Linked DNA regions of Homo sapiens: all the other regions are linked to region 3. The links are chromatin contacts, found by Hi-C in ENCODE. All regions are on one chromosome and are shown on one strand. Each heading gives the region's core, a stretch centred on a gene start or an enhancer-like site at or near the end of the contact. The rest is flanking DNA. Distances are from core to core; before and after follow the strand shown. Region 1 holds the start of NSA2 (NSA2 ribosome biogenesis factor). Region 2 holds the start of LYSMD3 (LysM domain containing 3). Region 3 holds the start of XRCC4 (X-ray repair cross complementing 4). Region 4 has its middle 130 kb from the start of TMEM161B. Region 5 holds the start of TBCA (tubulin folding cofactor A). Region 6 holds the start of CERT1 (ceramide transporter 1).

Evidence for each region. A loop is a pair of places that touch in the nucleus more often than their neighbours do. Pooled maps may share reads with other maps.
Region 1: a loop to region 3 is called in a pooled map, with 4 times the contacts of the local background. The contact joins the promoter of NSA2 here to the promoter of XRCC4 in region 3. A Hi-C loop is called at or near these places in 2 of 50 pooled maps.
Region 2: a loop to region 3 is called in a pooled map, with 12 times the contacts of the local background. The contact joins the promoter of LYSMD3 here to the promoter of XRCC4 in region 3. A Hi-C loop is called at or near these places in 6 of 50 pooled maps.
Region 4: a pooled map shows a loop between it and region 3 (17-fold over the local background). The contact joins the enhancer-like site here to the promoter of XRCC4 in region 3. A Hi-C loop is called at or near these places in 6 of 50 pooled maps.
Region 5: a loop to region 3 is called in a map of CD4-positive, alpha-beta T cell, with 26 times the contacts of the local background. The contact joins the promoter of TBCA here to the promoter of XRCC4 in region 3. A Hi-C loop is called at or near these places in 2 of 168 maps with a recorded cell type or tissue (CD4-positive, alpha-beta T cell and naive thymus-derived CD4-positive, alpha-beta T cell) and 8 of 50 pooled maps.
Region 6: a pooled map shows a loop between it and region 3 (21-fold over the local background). The contact joins the promoter of CERT1 here to the promoter of XRCC4 in region 3. A Hi-C loop is called at or near these places in 5 of 50 pooled maps.

What each region holds. Positions count from the first base shown.
Region 1 is chr5:74,765,117-74,768,532 of GRCh38, reverse strand. It overlaps NSA2 (NSA2 ribosome biogenesis factor), which reads right to left and starts at 1,284. Exons shown (of 6, transcript NM_014886.6): 1 at 1,170-1,284. The coding sequence starts at 1,172. It overlaps GFM2 (GTP dependent ribosome recycling factor mitochondrial 2), which reads left to right and starts at 1,416. Exons shown (of 21, transcript NM_032380.5): 1 at 1,416-1,595. RefSeq lists an enhancer at 1,264-1,703.
Region 2 is chr5:90,527,752-90,531,557 of GRCh38, reverse strand. It overlaps LYSMD3 (LysM domain containing 3), which reads left to right and starts at 1,974. Exons shown (of 3, transcript NM_198273.2): 1 at 1,974-2,110. RefSeq lists enhancers at 1,318-1,577, 2,203-2,703 and a silencer at 1,688-1,937.
Region 3 is chr5:83,076,012-83,079,985 of GRCh38, reverse strand. XRCC4 (X-ray repair cross complementing 4) reads right to left here and starts at 2,439. Exons shown (of 8, transcript NM_003401.5): 1 at 2,371-2,439. TMEM167A (transmembrane protein 167A) reads left to right here and starts at 2,592. Exons shown (of 4, transcript NM_174909.5): 1 at 2,592-2,665. The coding sequence starts at 2,663. RefSeq lists enhancers at 1,545-2,510, 2,585-2,854, 2,511-3,476 and a silencer at 2,435-2,524.
Region 4 is chr5:88,139,390-88,143,382 of GRCh38, reverse strand. No RefSeq gene overlaps it. Among named protein-coding and RNA genes, the nearest start is that of TMEM161B, 130 kb to the left of the region's middle. RefSeq lists a silencer at 1,895-1,944 and an enhancer at 1,807-2,308. Within about 2 kb of position 2,547, at least 9 of the 41 ENCODE cell types and tissues checked have a DNase peak (open chromatin) inside an H3K27ac peak, as active enhancers do.
Region 5 is chr5:77,774,177-77,778,104 of GRCh38, reverse strand. TBCA (tubulin folding cofactor A) reads left to right here and starts at 1,766. Exons shown (of 4, transcript NM_004607.3): 1 at 1,766-1,900. The coding sequence starts at 1,848. RefSeq lists silencers at 1,620-1,879, 2,000-2,169 and an enhancer at 3,187-3,928.
Region 6 is chr5:75,510,083-75,513,906 of GRCh38, reverse strand. It overlaps CERT1 (ceramide transporter 1), which reads left to right and starts at 2,278. Exons shown (of 17, transcript NM_001379029.1): 1 at 2,278-2,795. The coding sequence starts at 2,700. POLK (DNA polymerase kappa) reads right to left here and starts at 2,016. Exons shown (of 15, transcript NM_016218.6): 1 at 1,993-2,016. RefSeq lists enhancers at 1,722-2,101, 2,852-2,921.

The sequences.
Region 1 (3,416 bases), core at 35-2,534, 8.3 Mb after region 3:
TTTCCTAACTACACAGTTCTGTAACCACCACAATCAAAATACAAAGAATTTCCATTTCCCCCTAAAATTCCCTATGTAACTTTTAAGTCAATCCTCTTTCCCAACCCTCAGTTTGATACCTATCCCTACAGTTTTGCCTTTCCCAGAATGAAACAGGGATCAACAGTAGTACATAGCCTTTTGAATCTGGTTTCTTGCTTTTGGGATTCACCCAATTTGCTGCAGGTATAGGAACTTCAATCCTTTTTATTGTTGAGTAGTATGCTATTGTATGGATACACCACTGTTTACCCGCTGACCAGATGATAGGTATCAGGGTTGTTCCCAGTTTTGGGTGATTACGAATAAATCTGCAATAAACAACTGCATGCAAGTCTTCATGTGGACGTGTGTTTACTGCCAGACCGTTTTCCAAAAGTGCATTATTTTTCTTTTCACCAGCAATGTATGGGATGCTTTTTGCATTTTAGACACGTTTTAAACACGCGGCCAGGCGTGAGTCTATTCGTATTTTAAGGCTGCAAAAATAAAAATGATACAAAGCCAAGTCCAGCACAGAGAGCAATGTTAAGTAACAACCAACAAGGTGTGCTGCTACCAACTGCTATCACATAAACTTTGCAGCAATCACATGAAGGGTGTATGGAATGCCATTTTGCAAAGAAACGCAGATTATAGAGACGTAACACAAAGAGAAAGGACCTGGCAGTTAGATCTGGGCCGTTAAGCCCGGCTTCGCAATTCATTAGCTGTCTGGTCTTTGGCAAGGACGCCTTCAGTTTCCTCAGCAGTAAAATGAAGGGGGCGGGACTGACATCTAAGACTGTACAAGGGACAACCATATTCCCATTAGGCTCTGGGGCTGATAACCACGCTTGTGGTGAAATCAGGAATTTTTAGGACTCTTAGCGGTGGATCAAAAAGAAAAAAGAAAACAGGACAGAGTAAAATCTTGCTCCAAAGCTTGTGTTCTGGCAAATACCGTCTGTGTCTCGAATGTGAAGTTGTTTCCACTCCTCAGAGCCCACCCCACGGGTCTACCATCCTTTTCTCTTGGCAGTTCTCATTTCCGCCTACCACCGCTCACCCCCTACCCCAGCGCCCCAGAGTCCTCAGGTCCCACTAACTCAGACGCTGTGTGTCGCGAGCGTCCGAGGCATCCTCCTTACCATGGTGACGGCCGCAGAGCCGCCAGGAGCAGCCGCTGGAGTGCGAAAACGCTCTCAATTTTCGGGTCTCAAAGACCCACAAGCCCACACCACGCAGGCCGGGACAGGAAAGAGTCACCCTTTAAAACGGCCGAGTGAAGAGCAAGAACCACGCAGCGGTTCCGAGCCTCTGTTTTCCGCTTTTAGCTAGGAGGACGGAAGTTGCTGGCAGGCGGCATTTGGCCGGTACACCGCCGGAAGTGTGGAGGTGTGGCTGCCCGAGGCGGTAGAGCGGAGAAAGCCTATTTTCTTTTCGTTTAGATACATTGCCTTTTGCCTAGGCTGGCGTCGAGACTTGAGGCCGTTGCAGACTTTGGCGCGGCTCGCGCCTCCTGCTTCAAGAGCCCAGCGGTGAGAGCTGGCCTGCGGCACGCGGCCTAATGCCAGGTGAGTACTGCTCCGAGCTGTGAGACATCGCGCGCCTGTGACCCTGTCACAGCGCTGGGTACCGCTGACCTTTCAGGCTGCGACGGACACAGCCAGCCACGGAAGAGGACAACAGGGCCTCCGGACTCCCCTCGGTGTTCGCTCAGTATGGAAGTTTTTCTCTATCATTCGGCGAAGTCGACTCATCTTTGTTCCGGTCACTCTGTGTAATGTGTGCATGATTGTGAAGGATACTGAGGAATGAAAACTTAGTGTACAGAAAAATGGAACTACTGGGGCTTTGCAGCTGTTAGAAAAGAAGAAGATAACATTCTGGTTTTTTGGAGGTACAGGACTGATTCCAGAAATTTCTGAGGCATTTTGGTGCACCGAATCAAATGCTGAGTGGACTTGTATTTAGTGGCCCCCTAGTGTCAAGAAGTAATTAACTACCAGAAAGTACGTCTACTTAAATACACTATCAGGTTTACCCTTTTACTGCACAGTTGCAGAAGTTCCCTTAATTACTTCACAGCTTGCAGCGTGATTCAGTTGATGAACAAAAAGAACTGTACCAAAAGAATACTTTCATTAATTCTTAGTGCTTGTATTTGAGGCAGTATTTTGTTTTTGTTTTTGTTTTTATGGGTATTTTGAGACGGCATCTCGCCCAGTCGCCCAGGCTGGAGTGCAGGGGCACGAGCTCGGCTCACCGCAGCCTCGACCTCCCGGGATCAAGCGATCCTCCGACCTCAGCCTCAAAAGTAGCGAGCTACAGGCTCGCGCCACGAAGCCTGGCTGATTTTTGTAGTTTTTGTAGAGATGAGGTTTCACCGTGTTGCCCAGGCTGGTCTCGAACTCCCGGGTACGAGCGATCCACCCGCCTCGGCCTCCCAAAGTGTTGGGATTACAGGCTTGAGCCACAGCGCCCGGCTTTGAGGCAGTTTTTGTTTTGTTTTGAGACGGAGTTTCAATCTTGTCGCACAGGCTGGAGTGCAAATGCGCCATCTCGTCTCACTGCAACCTCTGCCTCCCGGGTTCAAGCGATTCTCCAGGTTCAGCCTCCCAAGTAGCTGGAATTATAGGCGCTCGCCACCACACCCAGCTAATATTTTTGTATTTTTAGTAGAGATGGGGTTTCACCATGTTGGTCGGGCTGGTTTCGAACTCCTGACTTCAGGTGATCCACCTGCCTCGGCCTCCCAAAGTGCTGGAATTACAGGCGTGAGCCACCGAGCCCCGCCTTTGAAGCAGTTTTTTAAGGCTCCATTTTCTAAGGTGATCTCATCATTCTCTTTAAAACCAGAAATAGTAACTAGCATTTGTATATTTTAGGTACAGTACGTTATATAATCTCTTTGCCTTTAATGCGCCCCTCCCCGCCGTCCCTCAATCCCCCGAATTTCCTCCCTCATCTACTTCAGGTCTTTGCTTAAATGTCACTGTTTGAATGAGGCCTTCCTTGATCTCTTTACTTACAGTTCTAACTGTCCCAATTCCTCCTTCCTGCTTCATTCTTCTCTACAGCACCCTATCATCATGGGAGAGACTATGTATTGTATTCGTTACTTTTGTTTGTTGTCTGTATCCCCTGACTACGGTAGAGGCAGTATGAGGGCAGAGATTGTTGTCTTTTGTTCACTGCATTAACGCTGATATCTAGAAAGCAGTGGGTAGGCAGACACACAGTAAATTCTTGTTGAATAAATGGGAACGAATAGGCTTGGGCGGGGGAGGGCTGGGTTGTGCAAATTATCTTTTTATTGACAACCACTGAGTTAAAGAAGAGGAAAATGTCTATTACAGTCACAACTGTGGAGAGACTATGAGGCCCTGAACTTT
Region 2 (3,806 bases), core at 725-3,224, 7.5 Mb before region 3:
TAAAATTTTGATAGATATTGCCTAACAGGTTGCATCAATTTACACTCTCACTTCAGTACAACTTCTACTCTAGGGCAACTCACAAAAACTAAACGTTAGTGACTAAAACACATATTCCTAGAAATGACATATTCTTTCATCTATAGCGTTTTAACAGAAACTGTGTCAGGTGAAATCTTGAAACACTAAAAATCCTTTGGCTCTGCTGAGCACTGGGGACATCCTTTTTCTCAAAGACAAAATGCTTGTTCCTACTGGCCGGCTTTTTGGAACTTGGCCAAAATTCACGCTAACTGCTTCTTTTGTATATTCTAATAATAAAATATAATCCTATTCTTCCATTTTTATAAAAAGTTTAATATTTGCATCCTTGTTAAATACAAATAACTATTCAAGAGCATGCAGATATCTTTGAGAAAGTTATTTATATGAAGGATACAGGTATCGGTCCTATAGAAGTGCTTGAAATCTATCACTTTGGCTCTCACATTAATTCCGCTGTCTATTGACATTAAAATAAGAAAAGTAACCTATAGACAGAAAGAAGGTTGTATTCCCATTAACATTCATGAGGGCTAAGCAGCCGAAGTCCTACATATCAAGCAGGGAATATATCCTTTGTCTGCTGATGAGAGAACGTCTCAGTGATAAATGGTTACAGACAGGGGTGTCATGAGGGCAACAACACACAGAACAATTCAGACAAACTTTTTAAAAAAGTCTTCTCCTGCAGTTTTTTTTTGTGGCGCTGGGAAGCACAGTGCCTATCCCTGCTAATAAAAGAAAACTATTGCAATGCAAAACTCCTAACCTTTGCAGAGGCACTTACCAGAAAACCAAAAACATACTCTTTGAAAAACAATTTAAAACCAAGCTTCAAAGGCTTTCTAATGTATAAATATTCAGACATTCTGAAAAGCACTGCTCTGCACCCTGCACCCCAGCTATTTGTGCCTAAAATGGATATTGTCGTAACAGTTAGCATGGTTGTCAAAGTGCAACGTCTCTAATATCAACACTGAGAGACATCAGACTCATTAAAATGCTTTACATTCATTAATTAGGTTGGTGCAAAAGTAGTTGCGGCTTTTGCCAAAGTCATACATAAATTCAAACACATTATGATACTCATTTAACACATTTGTGATAAAAATCATGTATGAAGTCATGAGTTTATTTAATAAGCTAATATTCCATAGAGTCCAATGGTGACTACCAATGACTCAGTTAATTTTCAAACCAAAATAAGTTAGATTACAATTTGTTGACTCCCTTGACTCCTCGAGCCAGGGAAAACATTTCCTGGGGCCTGACTCTAGGTGGCTCACTTCCCTCACCTAAAAACAGGAAGGGTGAGACAACCCCCTCCAACCCTCGTCCTCGGTCCCCCAAGGATTTCTCTCCAGAATTCTGCCTCTTCTGCAGCAGTCTGGAGTCTTCAGCATGAAAAGGGTAACAAACATGGCGCAATTTTCTGAAACCGTGATGTCAACAGTGTTTTTGAGGTGTCCTTTCCCACCCTAAAGAAAATTCGAGATGCACAGCAAGAAAAAAATGCAAGACAGCTCCCCGACACATCCTGAGCCACGCCTCGTCCTCAGGGTGCACCCGACAGTCTCTGCCAGCGCAGTGTGGACGCTGGACAAAGACGCAGCCAGTAGGTCGCTGGTGGTCGCGGGTTGGATCCGCTGACTTGGCCACCAAATCTTTTCCTCGGGGAGTGAAGCGGCACGGAAGGAGCGGAGTCAAGGGCGGGGCTGGGGATTGGACCCGCCCCCGGGCCCGGGGATTGGACCCGCCCCCGGGCCCCGGAGGAGTCCCTGCGCCTGCGTGCCGGGCGTGGACCTGTGGTTGGACTCCCCCGTTTTGGGCTGCCCTCCGCGTCCTCCCCCGCCCCTTCCCACCTCCGCCCACTTGACGCGATGACGCATCTCAGGTTTGCGGACGTGGCGGCGGCGTACGGCCCGGAAGGCGGAGACGTTGGCGGCAGAGGCGGAGGCGGACGGGGTCAGCCCAAAGCAGAGGCTCGGCCATGAACTTACCCGGGACAGCGGCGGCGGCGGACCTTTTGGCCATCTTCTCGCAGAGTGCTCCCTGCTAACGGGGACAGGTAAAGATGGTGGCAGGAGGTGAGGGTAGCCCGGTCCAGGAGGGCGGGGTTGAGCCCCAGCTGCGTCCTCACGGGAGGCGCTGAGCCTCGGCCACAGGTGTGGTGGGGGCTGCAGGGCCGGGCTCGGCCCGTGTGGCGGACACCCCCGAGACAGGGAAGAACTTCCAGACCAGCCCTGCCAGGCCCTCTTGTCACACTGTCGGGGAAACTGAGGCTCAGAGGAAGGACGCCTACCTGCTGGATTACCTGGGCAGCTAATTTCCCACCCAAACACAGCATTTCTCCCACGACTTTATGTTGGCGTGAAATATTCGCTGACGGCATCTTGTCACATCGTTCAAGTGTCATGCTGTGACAGAAGACTCTGAGACGTAATCTTCGCTGACGATAGCAGGGAAAGAAAAACTTGACGTGTGGAATACAGAGGGAGGAGGTAGTTAAGTTTTAAAAAACAAAATTGTCCCTGGCAGCGGATAGGGTGCCTTTGATTCTGTCCCTTTGCAGCTTTAACTTGTGCCCTGTGACCCTCTTATTGCACCTTGCTTAGTTAAAGAAGGTCAAGGCGAAACACCCAGCAGCCATTCTACAGTACGAAGGTGTTTGGGAAACCGTTTTCAGTTACAGACTGAGCTGAAGAATGCTTTAACACTGTTTTGTGGCCCCTCGTAATCTAGGTAGCACGCAGGCTTGTTCCAAGTTTCTGAAAGGGAGTTCGTGCCTTTTTCCTGCTCTAAGAGAATTAAGAGAGGTGAATAGAATTGAGCCAGATGACTTAAATATTATGTATTTTCTAATCTCTGAGTAGTAGACTGGAGTGATCGCCTGGGTCAGTCTGTTCACTTCGGTTGAAGACACAGCCAGTTCTTGATCATTCAGAATACCCAGATTTGTAACACGATAGTCAGCTGCCTGCATTTCATTATAAAGGGGAGTGGAGAGATAGTGAGACAGGTGAAGTTCTGACCTTTAAATTATATTTAGAAATATATCGTGGAGAGAGGTTGATAGAAACAAGTATCTAAAATGGCTTTGGGGCATTGCTTAGTGATTTTCAGTTAGCTGCACTACTAAGCCAATTTTGAAGTTCTAAGTACAAATTATTAGGGTGAAACTGTCTAACAAGACACATAAGTAGGTCGGTATAGCCAAGTGTAAATTGCTGTATATTAAGTCTTAACTTTTTTGATCATGGATGCCTTTTGAGAATATGAAGCAATGAAAATTCTCCCCAGAAAAATATACATATGTATAAAATTTGCCTGGAATCTACAGGATTCAAAGACATTCCCTAGGTTAAAGACACAAGATTAAAAAAAGACCTGGTTAAATGAGTGGAAATAAAACTGTTATCCTTGGAGGAAAAGATGTGGTCATGACTTCAAAACTGCTTTTGAGATATAAAATGTGATAGTTTTCTTTAGTTTCATAGCTGTCAAGTTAGGAATCCTAGTTCTTGGTAATAATGTAGCACTTCAGAGAACAGTTGAAATAATCTACTTAACATATAGCTATTAGTTATCTGTGTTATCTGAATAGGAACTCTTGAGCTTTTAAAGCATTATAATATTGCCATTAGAGCAAGGTCAGAAAGTGCTTTTCAAGGGTTGGATTCAACTATATTAAATAGTTTTAAAGCATTTTATGATAAGTATATGCCTAGAAAGTACAGGTTGGGTAGTCCTTACCTGAAATGCTT
Region 3 (3,974 bases), core at 1,190-3,689:
TAATCCTCATAACACTGAGGACACCTGTGCACTGGCGCCACAGAAAACTACAAATATCCACTATTTTTACATACGATTTTAATATACCCATGAAACCAAAGTTGGAAATATTCTTCCAGATGCAGGTGAGATAATACTTTTTGAACAGGCCAGACGTGGTGCGGTGGCCTACACCTGTAATCCCAGCACTTTGGGAGGCCGAGGCGGGAGGATCACTTGAGCCCAGGAGTTTGAGACCAGCCTAGGCAACATAGTGAGCCCTGTCTCTACAAAAAATAAAATAAAATTAGCCAAGTATGGTGGCATGCAACCATGGTCCCGGTTACTGGGGATACTGAGGGAGGAGGATAGATCGCTTCTGCCCTGGAGGTTGAGGCTGCAGTGAGTCATGATTGTGCCACTGCACTCCACCCTGGGCAACAGAGCAAGATCCTGTCTCAAAAATAAAAATAAATAATAATTTTTGAACAAAGGAATAACACAGACAGATTTTATTTCTAGTAAGGAAAGGATCCAAGATGGTTTTAAATGAGGATTCACTGCAAAGCTGCCAGAAAGATTTTAGAAATTGTGATATAATCTGAAAACCAAAAAGTAGGGGGTTTATGTAAGACAATGGAGCTAAACTACCACCTCCCAAAAAAAACTCACCACGTCAGATTAACTTTGATGTTTTACATAAATGCAATAAACATTATACATATTTGTTCAGCCTCATTTATTGGCATATGTGTTTCTCTATAGATAACTTAAAAACTGGCAATGCCGTTCTTTACTGTTTTGAAGCTCAGGTACATAAGAAGTCATAGCCTAAAATTAATTAAAATATATAGATATAGCAAATCAATTGTGATCTCTAACAAGTTAAGCTTTCTGATGCTTTTCACAGGTAGCCTGAAGCAGAGCTTCATACAGAAGTATTACCTTTATATGTAACAAAGATCAAGACAATCTTCACATGAAACCAAGGGCAGTTATGTCTACAGACACATTTACTGCCCTAAAAGCCAAGCTCGATAAATTGCACAACATAATTTCCATAACTAAACCAGGTTTGTTTAATTTGAATGGCAAGACCTAAAAGGTATAATATAAAGGAATTACAAGACAGAACATTAAAAGACTTTTTTTATCCTTAGGTGGAGAGTACTGTATCTTTTAAATACCTTTCTTATTCCCCTCTCCCCCAACCTTATTAAATTCCTTAAAGGAACAGACCATCTTTGTTCCTATGCTGCAATCTGAAGATCCATGAATAAAGCAGGCACCCAGTAAATACTTGCTAATTTGTGTATTTGACCAACTCTTGACAATTCAATATAACAGACTCAAATATCAAGTTAGTTATAGTTTAAAACAAAACCTTTGTGTGCCCTAGTGAACAATGTAAACACAAATAGCAGAATCCCAAATCTTCTAATCATTGTGTTGCCCTAAATACAAAAGGGTCTCATAGGCCGAATACAGTTCATAAACCAAAATCTCACGTGAGTTACCTTCTCTCTTTCTCTCTATCCACCTTCTAAGTCCATAAAAAATTGAAAACATTCTGAAAAGAACTCTCTCCTGCCTGAGAAAAAATACACCACACATTTAGAACCAAAAGCTTGCCATAAGGGGGCAAAGAGTGAAAAACTCTCATTTCTAATACTTTATTAGAATTCCAAGAACTACGCAAATTCAAACATGTCAAAGCGCCTGTTTCTCCATCGATAAAATGCAGAAAGAAAAACGTGTGTGTGTAGTAGAACCTCACCTAATGGGATAATTAAAATCAGAAAAAGCTAAATACTACTACTGATTAAAAGTTGCCTTGTCATTTGTCTTGCCAGTTGATCTCTTTAAAGTACCTAATCAATCGCTGCAGTCCGCAAACGGCAGTTCCTTCCCATTGGTTACCACAGAAAGTTCTTTCCTGACCTCAAATTGCCTAGTACGTTTCAGCCTCGATGCCTGGTTGGAACCCACAGTTTACCAATATCTGGGGATTGAAAGGACAGGCCAGTGCTGGGGAAATGCTCAAACAGCCTACTCAACACTACCCTCTGGATTCAACCGTCCTCCCAATCCCACAACCAACACAGAGCATTTCAAAAGTGCTTCGCATTCCCAAGAATCCCTCAGATGCAAACGGAGAAACTGAAAAGGGGGTGAACAGGTCGCACCCTGAGGATAATGCCGAGAACCCTAGCATCCCCAAAAGCCCACAAGAGGAAGTCGCGGGAGCTCACAAATTGAGGGGGATTCTCGCATTGTGGAGTTCTAGGGGTAAGTAGCAGGGAACTTTTTTAAAAAGAAAGCAAAAAGATAAAAAGAACAGAACCTCAGATTTTTGTTATTTAAAGAGGCAGCCCCACTTCCGGATCCTACCTCTCCGTGACTCTACTTCCGGTATCTTCCAAAACGCCCGCTTTCACAGATCAAGGTTTTGCAACCAATGAGAGTATCAGCTACTTCCGCCGGCCTGCGGGACGTGATCTAAATCCCGCCTTTTCCGGTGGAGAGGAGCCTATCCTAGTGTCTTAACCGCCCGTCTTGGTAGGCGGTGCCGTGACAAGCCCAACCGGACGGCTGGAGAGGGCGAGAAGGGCAGACGGGACATGCAGCCTCTTCCGCCTGAGCCCCGGAAGGGTGATGTGGCTGCGGCATCGCCGGCCTCGCTATGGTAAGAAGTGGGGCTCCCAGGTCGCGGTTGATCTTCGAGAAGGGGTTGTGGATCTAGACTAGGGCTGGAGTTTGTGCGGCAGCCCGGGGTGTGTGGGCCCGGAGCTGAGAGGCCTTGGAGCCATGTGGTCCCTCCACGGCCAACCAGAGAGAATCAGGACGGACTGTCCGAGGAAGACTGCTGGGTCGGCAGCCCGCCCCTCATGCAAAGTCCGCTTTCCTACTTTGTTTAGGAAAAAAAAATGCGTTGGTGTGTTTTAACACGTTGGCTACGTAGATTATGTGTGGTCATTGACCCTTTGAAGCATTAGCGCTTCTCGAGTTTCCGCTTGTTTTGTTGCAACTCCTTATCTCGCCCTAGGGGCTTTACTCTGGTGTTATTGTTTGATTTTTGGGGGGAGTTTCTTTTGGCACCAAACTCCATACCTTCATTTTCATCTGTTTAGTCAGTAGCCTCTCAAGACCCTTCCACCTTCTTCTCTTAACTTTGAAAATGCTGCTTTACAAGCTATAGGTTTTAATAGTTAAGAGTTCTCTGCAAAGGTGGATTGCCCTTCTAGGAGCTTAATGTACTTATTGGAGTGGTGTCTAGCCTCAGGCCTTCCTCCTCTTTTACCTCCAGGTCCATGTGCCAAATGTTATGTATATTTCTGGACAAAGGATGCATGCCTGCAAATAGACCCAAAAACAACTATGACTCCAAAAAGCTTGAGTCTCCATGGTGAAAAATTATGAGCCTATGTTCACAGAAGTTGCTGCAGAATCCCATATAGCAATAATTCATTTTCTTCTCTGGACGAATTTACCACCTGGTGGGAAGATGGCAGTTGAGACTAGGAAGACTGCCACTCTTAATTCTTATACATCTTTCTAGAAACTGAAGTTGAATTCTTCTACTCGTAGTGCAAGTCAAAGATAACTCTTTTTATTATCTCACTGTCAGACTAGCTAAAAATAAGATGCATATACTGTGCTTAAGATCAACAGTATATAAACTATCTTGTCATGCTTGTTTTTCCAAAAGTAGCAAATGCTTTCATTTATTATCACGTCCTATGTACCAGGCTCTTTTCAAAAAATCAGTTTATAAGCATGGAAATATCAAGTTCACAGCAACTTCTGAATAGATGTTTACAAGTGAAAGAAGTGAAACATGAAGAGACTGACTTGCCTCGGATCACACCTAGTAGATTGTAAAGCCAGTACTCAAACTTATTTTAATGTCCAGGTCCCCGAAATCTTCATGCTGTTATCGATAGAAACACAACATAACTAAGGATGAAATAAGACTTAGTGATTTGTTTCTTATA
Region 4 (3,993 bases), core at 1,298-3,797, 5.1 Mb before region 3:
CCTGGTGATCCAATCCCGATCTTTTGGCTGGCAAAGAGGCAATTGCCTGAAAACGAAATTGGCATTCAAAAAGGGTCAGGTACAGCCCAGAGTCCCTGTACTCATTTTAGACTCAAGAAAAGGCGCTTCCCATCCCTAGCTCTTTTAGAAAGAGAAAGGAAAAGGAGGAGAAAGCAGAAAGGGGGGAGAGCCGAGAGCGCAAGAAAGAAAGAGAAGAGGGGGATATTTAGCAAGTTAAAAGGTTAAATGTTTGAACAGATTTGTAAATATATAGACAACCCTTGTTATTTGGGATGTGTAATAATGCCTTTTTGTGGCGCTGTCTGGCTGGGAGGCTGCCGAGGACCGCTCCCTGGCACCTTCTTCACTAGGAAATGAACAGTAAGTTCATGGACTCAAAAAACAAAAACAGGGCTACCCTCCTTTGGAGGAAAGGGAATTCTCCCTCTATTCGGTCATTGAAAAATAAAAAGAAAAGAAGAAAAAAGAAAGTAAAAGGAAAGCAGGATCAATGAGATTTTATTTTTCTTAGGTATGATTTTTCAGGGAGCAACCCAGAAAGCTGTCTTCAGGCTGAAACAATTTCAAAGTATTGTTTAAGCGGATGACATTCTCCAGCACTCAGTTATCCATTGTGCATCTATTATATCTTTGAACTCAACTCTCTTGTCTAACAAGGTTGTGTGTGTGTGCCTGTTGTGTATGCGTGTGTGTTTAGAAAACCTAGGTTCCCCAGTGGTGCTTCCTTGGCTGAATAGGGTGGGTTTCTTTCGTTTTTCTCGCATTGGTGTTTTCTGGACAACTGTACTGAGCGCTGTTGATGGCATCGGTGCTCTGCCCGTGCCCGTGGGCGGAGGACATAGGCTGTGGGTGTGTCCCGCCCGCAGGCGCGCGTGCGTGTGTGCGTGTTTGTGTGTGTGTGTGTATACACCCATTCTCTGGTGTGCATCAAATGGAGCCTTTTTTTTTTCTTGCCCGTGTCTGCGTCCTGCGTATATTAGTATTATGCAAATAGAGTCATTTCGCTTGAGTATTTTTTTTGGAGGGGGAGGGGATGAACCATTTTAATTCTTCTCTAGTATTTTCTCGGCAGTCTTTCCACTGAGTGTGAATTCATTTGGATGCCTTTTCTGAGGTCCGTCTCTGTGTGTGTGTGTGTGTGTGTGTGTGTGTGTGTGTGTGTGTGGAGGGGGAGACTGCGTGCCGGTCAGTGGGTGTGTGCCTCGGTGTGTGGAAGAGCGTGCACAGCCTGTGAGAACCTTGTGAGCGATATGTGTTCTCTCCAGGTGTTCTGTTTGTCTCTACCTCCCGTGCTTTGCGTTCTCGGAGGTGATTATGTGCATATTTACATATATGTGCCTATTCTCTTGCCTTCATGTATTGTCTTTCTCCACAATCCAGACATTGCATATATATTCTCTTATCTTTTGGCAAAGTGCCTTTTTTATTCCTCGAAGAATATTTATTGATGTGATAATCTGAAATGAAAAGTGGTCTCCCATGAAGGAGATGGAAGAGAAAGGAGTGTTCATCTTTCTTAATAGATGGGGCAGAGCCAGTTGACTGGATCACAGGGTTTCTCTGCACTTTCTGCGTGTGTGTCTGTGTGTGGGGGGTGGGGGCGGGGGCGGGGGCGGAGGCGGGGGCGGGGGAGGAGGGAAAAGGAGCCTTTAACCAGAACAAAGATAGGCCATCGCGCCCCCTTGCGGACAGGCTGCATATTGCGCCGACCAGGCCCGCCCCGGCTTTCTTTAGTCGAATGAATCTTGTAATTTCCTCCGTTAAACCATTCAGGGGCCGCCTCTCAGACCCAGCCCCCGGCCATCAGCCAATCACCAGGCGCCATGCAAATCATCTCTTCCGTTCTCCAAACCCGCGTCAGCCTCTGCGGCTGCTCTGGCCACCCCGCCCCAGCCTCATTTCCTCCCCTCCCCTCCCCTTCCCTCCTTCGCCCCCGCCCGAGCAGCTGCCGGGGAAGAGGGCAGTGCTGGGTGCCTCATGCATATTCAGACCGATCCTCCTCCTCCCTCCACCTCCTGCCCCCTCCTGCCGCCTCCTCCCTTTTCCCCGGCCGCGCCCGCGCTCCTGGACGCGCAGTTCTCCGAGCTCTGGTCCTGAGCCGCTGTTTCCCAGAAGAAGGCCTACGTGAGCTCTTGGAGCAGACGAGGGAAAGGGAGGAAGGCTCTACCCTTAAAATCCTCTCGAAGGTCAAGTTTGAGGCTTGCCGAAAGGAGGAGAAAAGTGTCGAAAAATGCCGCTACAGGGTTTGCGGGAAGGTTCTGCACGGAGACTGGTTGGAAATGCCTTTCTCCCCCTAAATACCAGATTAATTTCTCTGAAACACACAATGTATTTGTCATGCCCAAAGGATGATGATAGATGGTTTTTTAAGCCCAGAGTAAAGTGTGCATTTGTCTTGTATATCAAGGCTACAATGAAACCACGAAGAACTGGAGAGGAGATCACCCAGCGTTGGCTGCTTAATAGGAGCGGGGAGAGCGAGTGAGGAGTAGAGACGGGGGGCGGGGCGAGTGGTGGCCCAAGACCTGCTCCAGGTGGGCTGTTCCCTGTCGGCTCCTGGAACAGGACGGGTAAGCCGACTAAGAGCGCAAACGGGGACCCATGAAAAGAAAAGAAAAAACAAGATCCGGGAATAGTTTGTTACTGTTATTTACATCCAGACTCTGGTTTTCCGGCCCTTTACAGCTGCTGGTGAAGAGTATTCAAGCTTTGAATACTGCTCTGAACTGACCTTGAGGCACATTGAGAGGAAAAATCACTGGAGAAAATCGCGGTTTGTGTAGTGCTTTGAGATCCTCTAACGCGAAAGCAAGAGAATTGTGAAGTGACCTTGTTTCATAGATCTCTCTACGTCCACATTGGAATACTAAGGGACTTTTTAGTGAGAATTGAGTCAGTTCCCCCTTAAATCTTACACCGCAGAGAAGTGAGTAGAGACCGCAAGATTTAAAATAACATTTTGTCAGCTTTTATTCTTTCAACACATTTTTATGGAGTGGTGCTTATTGTGTGCCAGGTACACAGCATCTTTTTCCATGCGAAACACATTACGCAGGCAGTGATTTGCAGGTGTACCGGAAATTAGGGAAAGGGATAGGAATTCTGGATGCTTTCTGTTCTGGAATTGCTCATTGTCTTGCAAGAAGAAGAGATATAATAACAGATAAATATGGCACAGTGTAACATGGAGCATGGAAACAGCTTAAATATCTGTCAAAAGTGCAGTGAATTAATGTATTGGCATATCCCTACAGTGAAATACTCTTTATGAATTGACTATCTTAAAAGCAATGTTGGATGAAAAAAAGCAAATTGCAAAAGAATACATGTGATATTGGCCGGGCGCGGTGACTCACGCCTGTAATCCCAGCACTTTGGGAGGCCGAGGAGGGTGGATTACGAGGTCAGGAATTCGAGACCAGCCTGGCCAAGATGGTGAAACCCGTCTCTACTAAAAGTACAAAAGTTAGCCAGGGGCGGTGGCAGGCGCCTATAATCCCAGTTACTCGGGAGGCTGAGGCAGGAGAATTGCTTGAACCCTGGAGGCGGAGGTTGCAGTTAGCCGAGATCGCTGCATTCTAGCCGGGGCAACAGAGCAAGACTCCGTCTCAAAAAAAATGTGATATTGATGCAATATTAATATCTATTAACGTAAAATTATCCTTCCCATAACAATTTGTTGGTACGTAACTATGTAATAAAAGTATAAAAGCATGTTGGGGAAGAATGCGTGCGAACTCCAGCATGGGGGAGACCCCTGGAAGAGAAGGAGCCTTTATCCACATGGATATTGGCTATATGAGTAATGTTTATTTCCTTAAAAAAATCTTAGAAAGAAGCCAGAACATAGAGAGGTATGGGAAGGCTTTACAGAAGAGCTAACTTTGAAGCTAAGTTCTTGAAAGTGATAAGCAGGAGTTTAGTAGGAATATTTGAAAGACAATTCTTCTTCTTGAATACATGAGAATGAGA
Region 5 (3,928 bases), core at 517-3,016, 5.3 Mb after region 3:
GTGTGTGTGTGTTTGTGTGTGTGTGTGCATGTCATTTTGCTTTGGTAAGTTTGCTGTTGTGTTTTATCTACCCCTCCCTCCAGTATTTCACAGCGCTGCTGTGTGACTTGGAATTGCACATCAGTATACCAGCCAGCAGAATAAAAATATTTATTGAATTCTGTGCCCATTGTGCACAAAACACAGGTGGAGGAGGTTGGGGAAGGAAGATTTATGGAAGACAAGAATCTTGCCTCTAAACATGTTTATGAACCAGGATTTATAACTACGAAGCTGAACAAAACCCTTACGAAGGACCAAACAATAATTTGAAAAAGAAATATACTAAAAATAATGATGACTACTGGGTGACTCCAAAGCATCCAGGGAAGATTGAACAGGTGGGGTGAGTCATAGTAGACTTTGCTCAGTTTTGATCCTGGATTTAAAGTAACGGCCTTGGGCTGGCGGGATAGAAGGGGATTCCAGGACCAGTCATGAAAGTGAGAATGAGTAAGTCAGGCTAGGGAAGGAAAAAGACAGTCATATGGGTGTCTTTGAAGGATGGTACCAAGAAATTTTAAAAAGGGGGTGGGCTCGGTGGCTCATGACTGTAATCCCAGCACTTTTGGAGGGTGAGGTGGGCCTCACCTGAGGTCAGGAGTTCTAGCCAGCCTGGCCAACGTGGTGAAACCCCGTTTCTACTAAAAATACAAAAAAAAAAAAAAAAAAAAATTAGCCAGGCATAGTGGAACGCGCCTATAATTCCAGCTACTCTAGGGGCTGAGGCAGGAGAATCACTTGAACCCAGGAGGCGGAGGTTGCAGTGAGCCGAGATCAAGCCACTGCACGACAGAGTGAGAATCTGTCTCAAAAAAAAAAAAAAGAAAAAGAAAAAGAAAAGCAATTTTAAAAAGGGCGATTCTGCCCTGTATTCCTCAGGAGATTCTCTTAGGAAGGGACTGCTAGAGCTCACTGTAGATGTGCCTCATTTTATGCAACAAATATATTTTTGAACATATAAAATAGTCAAATGTTGTTCAGCATCTACCATGCGTCAGACAATGAGCTAGGTGTTTTAACCCTTATACCTAATCTGTAAAATGGACATTATTATTTCCATTTTGCAGACTGATCAGCTGCAAGGCTAAACAGCATACGTATCAGTGTTGTCTAGCTAATAGTCTAGCTATTAAAGGGTGGAACCTCGATTGTAAGCCGGTTTGTCTGATTAGGAAGCCCAAGGTTTTGTGTGCGACACACATTCTTGTAAGTTAAATATTTAGGATACACTATAAGTGATCATCTGAAGAAGTTCTGTTAGTCATTTCCTTTGAAAGGCACGTTATCTACAAACCTTCTTGCAGGGATTTGAGGTAAAGGGCAAGGATTTTCTTGACTGCGTGCATGATGGCAGTTTGTTTCACTACACATGCATCACTCTGCCTCATCTGACACCAGATAACGACATCGAAAATACCCTTAATACATTTTTTAGGTCACTCCGTCCATTAAGCAGATAATCCCGCAAAGCAACGTCCCAGAGAGACGTTAGTTTCCCCAAAGGCCCAGGCTGTGGAGACCGGGATAGTGTAACTTGCGCCTGAAGTAAAAAGAGGGGCAGTCCGAGAGAGAGGAGGAGGGCACGTTTCACTACGGGTAAAGGGGCGCACGAGGGGTAAAGGGACTGGCGGGAGCAGGGTACCGCCCTCTAGTAAACCCGCCCCGCGGGGCGTGGCGGGGACGACGGGCCGCGCAGCCTGCGCATGCGCGCCGGCGACCACGCCTAAATAGCCGCAGCCTCTGCGCGTCGCCCTCCACGGTTACCCCGGCTCTCCGCCCCTCCTTCTCGCGGCGCTCGAGGGACCATGGCCGATCCTCGCGTGAGACAGATCAAGATCAAGACCGGCGTGGTGAAGCGGTAAGGAGCCGGGAGCGGCGCCCTGCACCTCCTCTTCGTCACCTCATGGCGGCCCGCGAGGCTGAGCGGAGCGCAGGCCCGAGGAGGCCCGAGGCGGGCTCCGAACTCCAGGCCGCACCCGGGGCTCCGCAGTTGGCTGGGACTGGCAGGGACCCAGCGGGGCGCGCTGACGCCCGAGCCCGCCAGCCTCGCACGCCGCTTCCCGTCCCTCTCCGCTCACTGGCCGCTCTGATTTGCCGGAAGAGTCGGCGGTGGCCCGGTTTCTCGGCGCCCGCGGTGGGAAGGTGGTGGGCCGCGGCCTGCGAGGGCGGGCCGGGCCCTGATCCCGTGCCTCCTGTGTGCGCGCGCCGGCCTCTCCTTGCTGAACTTGGCCCGGGGAAGCGGGATCCCAGCTGTGCTCTCAAATGGGCTTGAAAGCAGGCTCTGAAGTTTAGGGGGATGCGGAGGATCTGGGCCTCGTCAAAAAAGACCGTAGTGGAGCCGTGTGACCTAACATGGCTGGCGTGACTGGCAGGCTTTGAGAACTGGGCCTGAACTTCTAGCACACTCAGCAAACTTATGTGGCCTCACTTTCTCCAGTCAGATTCCCCGAAGCTCGCCCCAGAGGCTGTGAGATGCTGTTTAAATAACTTGTGAACCAGAAGTATCTGAGACAGGTCTTAATTTGGAATGTTTATTTTGCCAAGGACGTGCCCATGACACAGCCTCAGGAGGTCCTGATGACATGTGCCCAAGGCGGTTGGGGCACAGCTTGGTGTAATACGTTTTAGGGAGACCTCAGATATTAGTCAATGGGTAAGGTGTACCTTGGTTCCCTCCAGAAAGGCAGGACAACTAGAAGGTTGGGGGGCATCCAGGTCATAGATAAGAGACAAATGGTTGCATTCTTTTGAGTCTTTGATCAGCTTTTCACTTAATACACAATTTACATGTGAGAGAGGGATAGAAGAATAGTCACTTATGCCTTAGTCGGCTAAATGAATCTGCGATTTTACATACACAGTAGGGCAGAGGAAGCAGTCAGTTACGCATTTGTCTCAGGTGGGTAGAGGGGTGACTTTGAGTTCTGTTCTTTGTCCCATACCTGTGAAGATAAGCTATCAATTTACATTGCCAGGGTGAAATACAACAGAACTGTTTTAGAGTGAAGGTCTTGAGGCCCACAAGGAATTTCCTTGGGGGCAAATTGTCAGGGAGGTATGTAGCTTTTTTTTTTTTTTTTTTAATCTTTGTAGCTATCTTATTCAGGAATAAAATGAGAGGCAGGTTTGCTCGATGCAATTCCCAGCTTGACTTTTCTTTTTGGCTTAGTGATTTTGGGGTCCTGAGATTTATTTTTCCTTTCACAAACTCATGGGTAGTGCAGTCCTGTAATTTGCTTAAATTCCTGTAAACCAAGAAAGTACCTGAGACAGGTCTCAATCAGTTTAGAAGTTTATTTTGCCAAGGTTAAGGATATGCCTGTGACAGCCTCAGGAAGTCCTGATGACATGTGCCCGAGGTGGTCAGGCTACAGCTTGGTTTTATACATTTTAGGGAGACAGAAGACATCAATCAATACATGTACGATGTACATTGGTTTGATCTGGAAAGGCAGGACAACCCAAAGCGGGCTGGGGACAGTTCCAAGTTATAGGAGGTTTTCCAATTGGCAGTTCGTTGAAAGAGTTTATCTTAAGACCTGGAATCAATACAAGGGAGTGTGTCTGGGTTAAAATAAAGGGGTTGTGGAGATCAAGGTTCTTATTAGGCAGATGAAGCCTCCAGGTAGCAGGCTTCAGAGAGAATAGATTGTAAATGTTTCTTATCAGACTTAAAAAGGTCCCAGACTCCTAGTTAATTTTCTAGTGGATCAGGAAAAAGACCTGGACAGGGAAGAGGGTTCTCTACAGAATATAGATTTTCCCCTTAAGAGACATCTTTGCAGGGCCAATTCAAAATATGTAAAGAAATATATTTTAGAGTAAAATGCTTTTATTTCTTTCAGATCCCGCTATCTGTCCTGTGATGCCATACTAGAGTAAAGCT
Region 6 (3,824 bases), core at 1,029-3,528, 7.6 Mb after region 3:
AGTATGCCTTTAAAATATTAATAAAAGAATTTCTCACAGTAACAGGAAGAGACTCAAAAGCTAAGCAAAATAAAAACGACAGAAAGAACATGTGTACATGCCAAGAGTGGGCACTAATACTGTTCATTGGTGTACCGTACTGTGTGCTTTTTAGACTAAAAGATTTTCCAATGTTATAGTGAAGCCTATGAAATACCAACTACTCTAACAAGTTTTTATCCCATAAACCAAACAGATAGGAGTAAAAGATATGGGAATACATTTTCAATTTCATTGAATAGTAAGAATATTTCTGCTTGAAACATTCCTAGCCTGGCTCTCATTTCTACAATAGGAAACAGGATAAAAAGGGTGGCCTACACACCCTTTGAAATTCCATTTCTGAAATCACTGTCTTATTCTCGAATGTTAGAACTTTTTATGAGATCTGACATATTCTCAAGCAGCTGTGAAGTGCATTAAGGTATCAATGAGTATCCCCATCTACCTCTTCCCTCCCACTTTTCCAAAAATACAGCTGTCTTTGGAGACTTAAATGGTAAAAATCAACAGATAAAGGAGTCCTAGACAGATATGCAAAGTCACCTTAAGGATCAAAGCTGCAGAATAAGACATGGCAGTATGAGCATAATATAATAATAATTGATATTAGTAAAAGAACTCATCAATATAAATGGAGTGTGGATGGTCAGAAAAAGAAGAAAGTAAAAGAAAGCAAGATAAATATTGGCAATGCCTACTTAAATATCCATTGCCACGATAGGGATAACCTAGCTTCATGCTACCAACCATTCAGAATCGTAATTAATCCCCCATGCAGGAAGAAAAAAATATGATACTGGGATATGGGAGAAGGTCATCAAGCCTAGATTTGAAACCAGGATATAAAGAGCTGGAGTTACAGGCACCTACCACCATGCTCGGCTAATCTTTGTATTTTTAGTAGAGACGGGGTTTTACCTTGTTGCCCAGGCTGGTCTCAAACTCCCGGCCTCAGGTGATCCACCCACCTCGGCCTCCCGAAGTGCTGGGATTACAGGCGTGAGCCACCACACTCGGCCAGCGTTTTCCCTTAGACTCGAAATTTCGCTCCTATCGTCCCATCCTTGTAGTAAGAAAGTACTCTTTCTAAGGTTTAATAACAAATTTTACTCTTGGCAATTACAAGGAAATCGACTATATTAAAATAGCTAACGAGAGGAAATTACTGAAGCTACAAAGTCAAAGTCTCATAATCAAAGTTATCCTTGACAACTGACAAGAGTTGTTAGATCTTCTATTGGTCTTTCTGCTAATTCAACCCTAGTCTTAAAACAAAAATAGCCTCCTATTGCCTAATCCCTTGTACACACAAAACCACTGCACTTCGGTATTTCTAATACGAGAAAGTTTCTATATATCCAACCTTTCCTATCTTTGAGGGGCAGGCATGGTTAACGTGGTTCTCAGTAAGATATTCATTTACAACCAAGAGAAAATCCCAGGCTATCATCTCACATTCTTGTTTTACTTTAAAAACCTTTCTAACGTCATTTATTCTCTGACAACCTCAAAATTACTTTCTACAAAGCAAACTCTAGAAATCTAAAAATGCGAAGTGCGTGCTTGTGAGAAGGTACTAAGGAAATTCTTCCTTTAAACGTCAAATGTGAATTCTAACTTCTAATGAGTAAGACCCTCGAGATTTACAGCGGTGGTCTGGTGGAAAGAAAACCCTTGGCACTAGTAGCTCACAAAACCCCAGCCCATGGTTGAGGCGGAAGCGGCCAGATGCTCCCGGGCTTTCGACAAGCCGCCCTGGAAAGCAGGCCCGTCATCTTCAGCGGAAAGCTCTCTCACGTCTGGGCCCGCAAGCCCGGAGGGTTCGTCATAAACACACAAGGCAAGGATAGAAGCGAGGCCGAGGGGCTGGTCACGCAACTGTCAAACGAAGCCCACCCACCGACTGACAAGGCCCCAAGGGGACAAGCGATCCCCGCGCGGGATACTCACCCGTTACCTCAGGATCGCGACTACAACTCCCAGGAGGCTGCGCGAGCGACGGACCAACGCCCTTCCCAGAATGCAGCACAGCTGCATCCCTACCCCGCCCTCTCCTTTCTCCGCTCCTCCTGCTTTTCTACCCGTCGTCACCCGGGAGAGCCGGAGGTAGGGTTCGGGAGGAGGATCCCGAAGGCTCGGCGTGTCGCGTCAGACGCCGGGAGGGGGACGGGGCGGGGAGTAGTGGGGGAGAATGGGAGGACGAAGGGGAGGGGAAAGGACAGGGGAGGGGAGGGTAAATAGTGGGCCAGGCAGGAAGATGGCGGCGGTAGCGGAGGTGTGAGTGGACGCGGGACTCAGCGGCCGGATTTTCTCTTCCCTTCTTTTCCCTTTTCCTTCCCTATTTGAAATTGGCATCGAGGGGGCTAAGTTCGGGTGGCAGCGCCGGGCGCAACGCAGGGGTCACGGCGACGGCGGCGGCGGCTGACGGCTGGAAGGGTAGGCTTCCTTCACCGCTCGTCCTCCTTCCTCGCTCCGCTCGGTGTCAGGCGCGGCGGCGGCGCGGCGGGCGGACTTCGTCCCTCCTCCTGCTCCCCCCCACACCGGAGCGGGCACTCTTCGCTTCGCCATCCCCCGACCCTTCACCCCGAGGACTGGGCGCCTCCTCCGGCGCAGCTGAGGGAGCGGGGGCCGGTCTCCTGCTCGGTTGTCGAGCCTCCATGTCGGATAATCAGAGCTGGAACTCGTCGGGCTCGGAGGAGGATCCAGAGACGGAGTCTGGGCCGCCTGTGGAGCGCTGCGGGGTCCTCAGTAAGGTGAGCAACCCCTGGTGCCAAGGGACCCCTGGCCAGACTCACCTGCAGCGAGGCAATCCGCTGAGGCGGTGGGGTGGGGCTGGCGGGAGGCGCGGAACGTGCCGGGGTGCGAGGCTGAGTGTTGCTGCAGCGACTAGGGATGAGGCGGGGATATAGGGGCACTGTCCTTGTTGCCCGGGGGCTCGTCGGGGGCAGCCGAGGACCAGGGAAAGGGTGTATAAACCTGAGATCCAGTTTGGGAGGCCAGATGCGCGCCGTGACTTGGGACTTAGGGCGGCAGCTGTCCCGGGTGTAAGGAATCCGGGTTGGGCTTCAGCGGTGTCCGAACGACTGGGCATGGGAGCGGTTCAAGTCGGACCTCTTAAAAGAGGTTGGTCTCTCTGAGGATGCCAAGCCGAGTAGGTTGGGGGGCACTGCGGACGCAACTCTTTCGACAGAAGCTGGAGCGACTCAGCTTGGTGTTGAAATTTGAGGTGTTGAATTCTGCTAGGTTAGATGTAGTGAGACAGATGAATGTGGAGGACTTTCTCCCTCACCCTGTACCTTAGTTCAGAATAGAGATATTGAATCGGCACATGATGGGTACAGGAAATATTCATAGTAACTTGGAACATGTGAGAATGGAGACTGATCTTTAGTCCAGGAAGAGCATTACTTAATAATAAAATATTTTTGCGGTAAGGGGTCGAGGGTAAGGAAAAGATGTTTTATCTTTTATATATTTTTTAAAATCCCTGTATCAAAATTTTAGCAAAGCAGTCATTATAGGACTGCAGGTGGATGATCTCTTGATATTACATAGTTGTGGGGATTTTTTTTTTAAGTTTTTGCTGTAAGAAGATTCACGTAGCCTTTTTGACTTCTCTCTCCCTTCCTGTTAAACTTTTTTAGACATGGCTGGAGCTAGCAGTTAACTTGGAGAGGGGGAGCTGGGCCAGTCCCTCAACAAGCTGGTCATAAGATACTATGTCATGTGCAGCCAGTGGCTATTAAGAAATCACCCTGTTTCCAGTATTCATATTTGGCAAA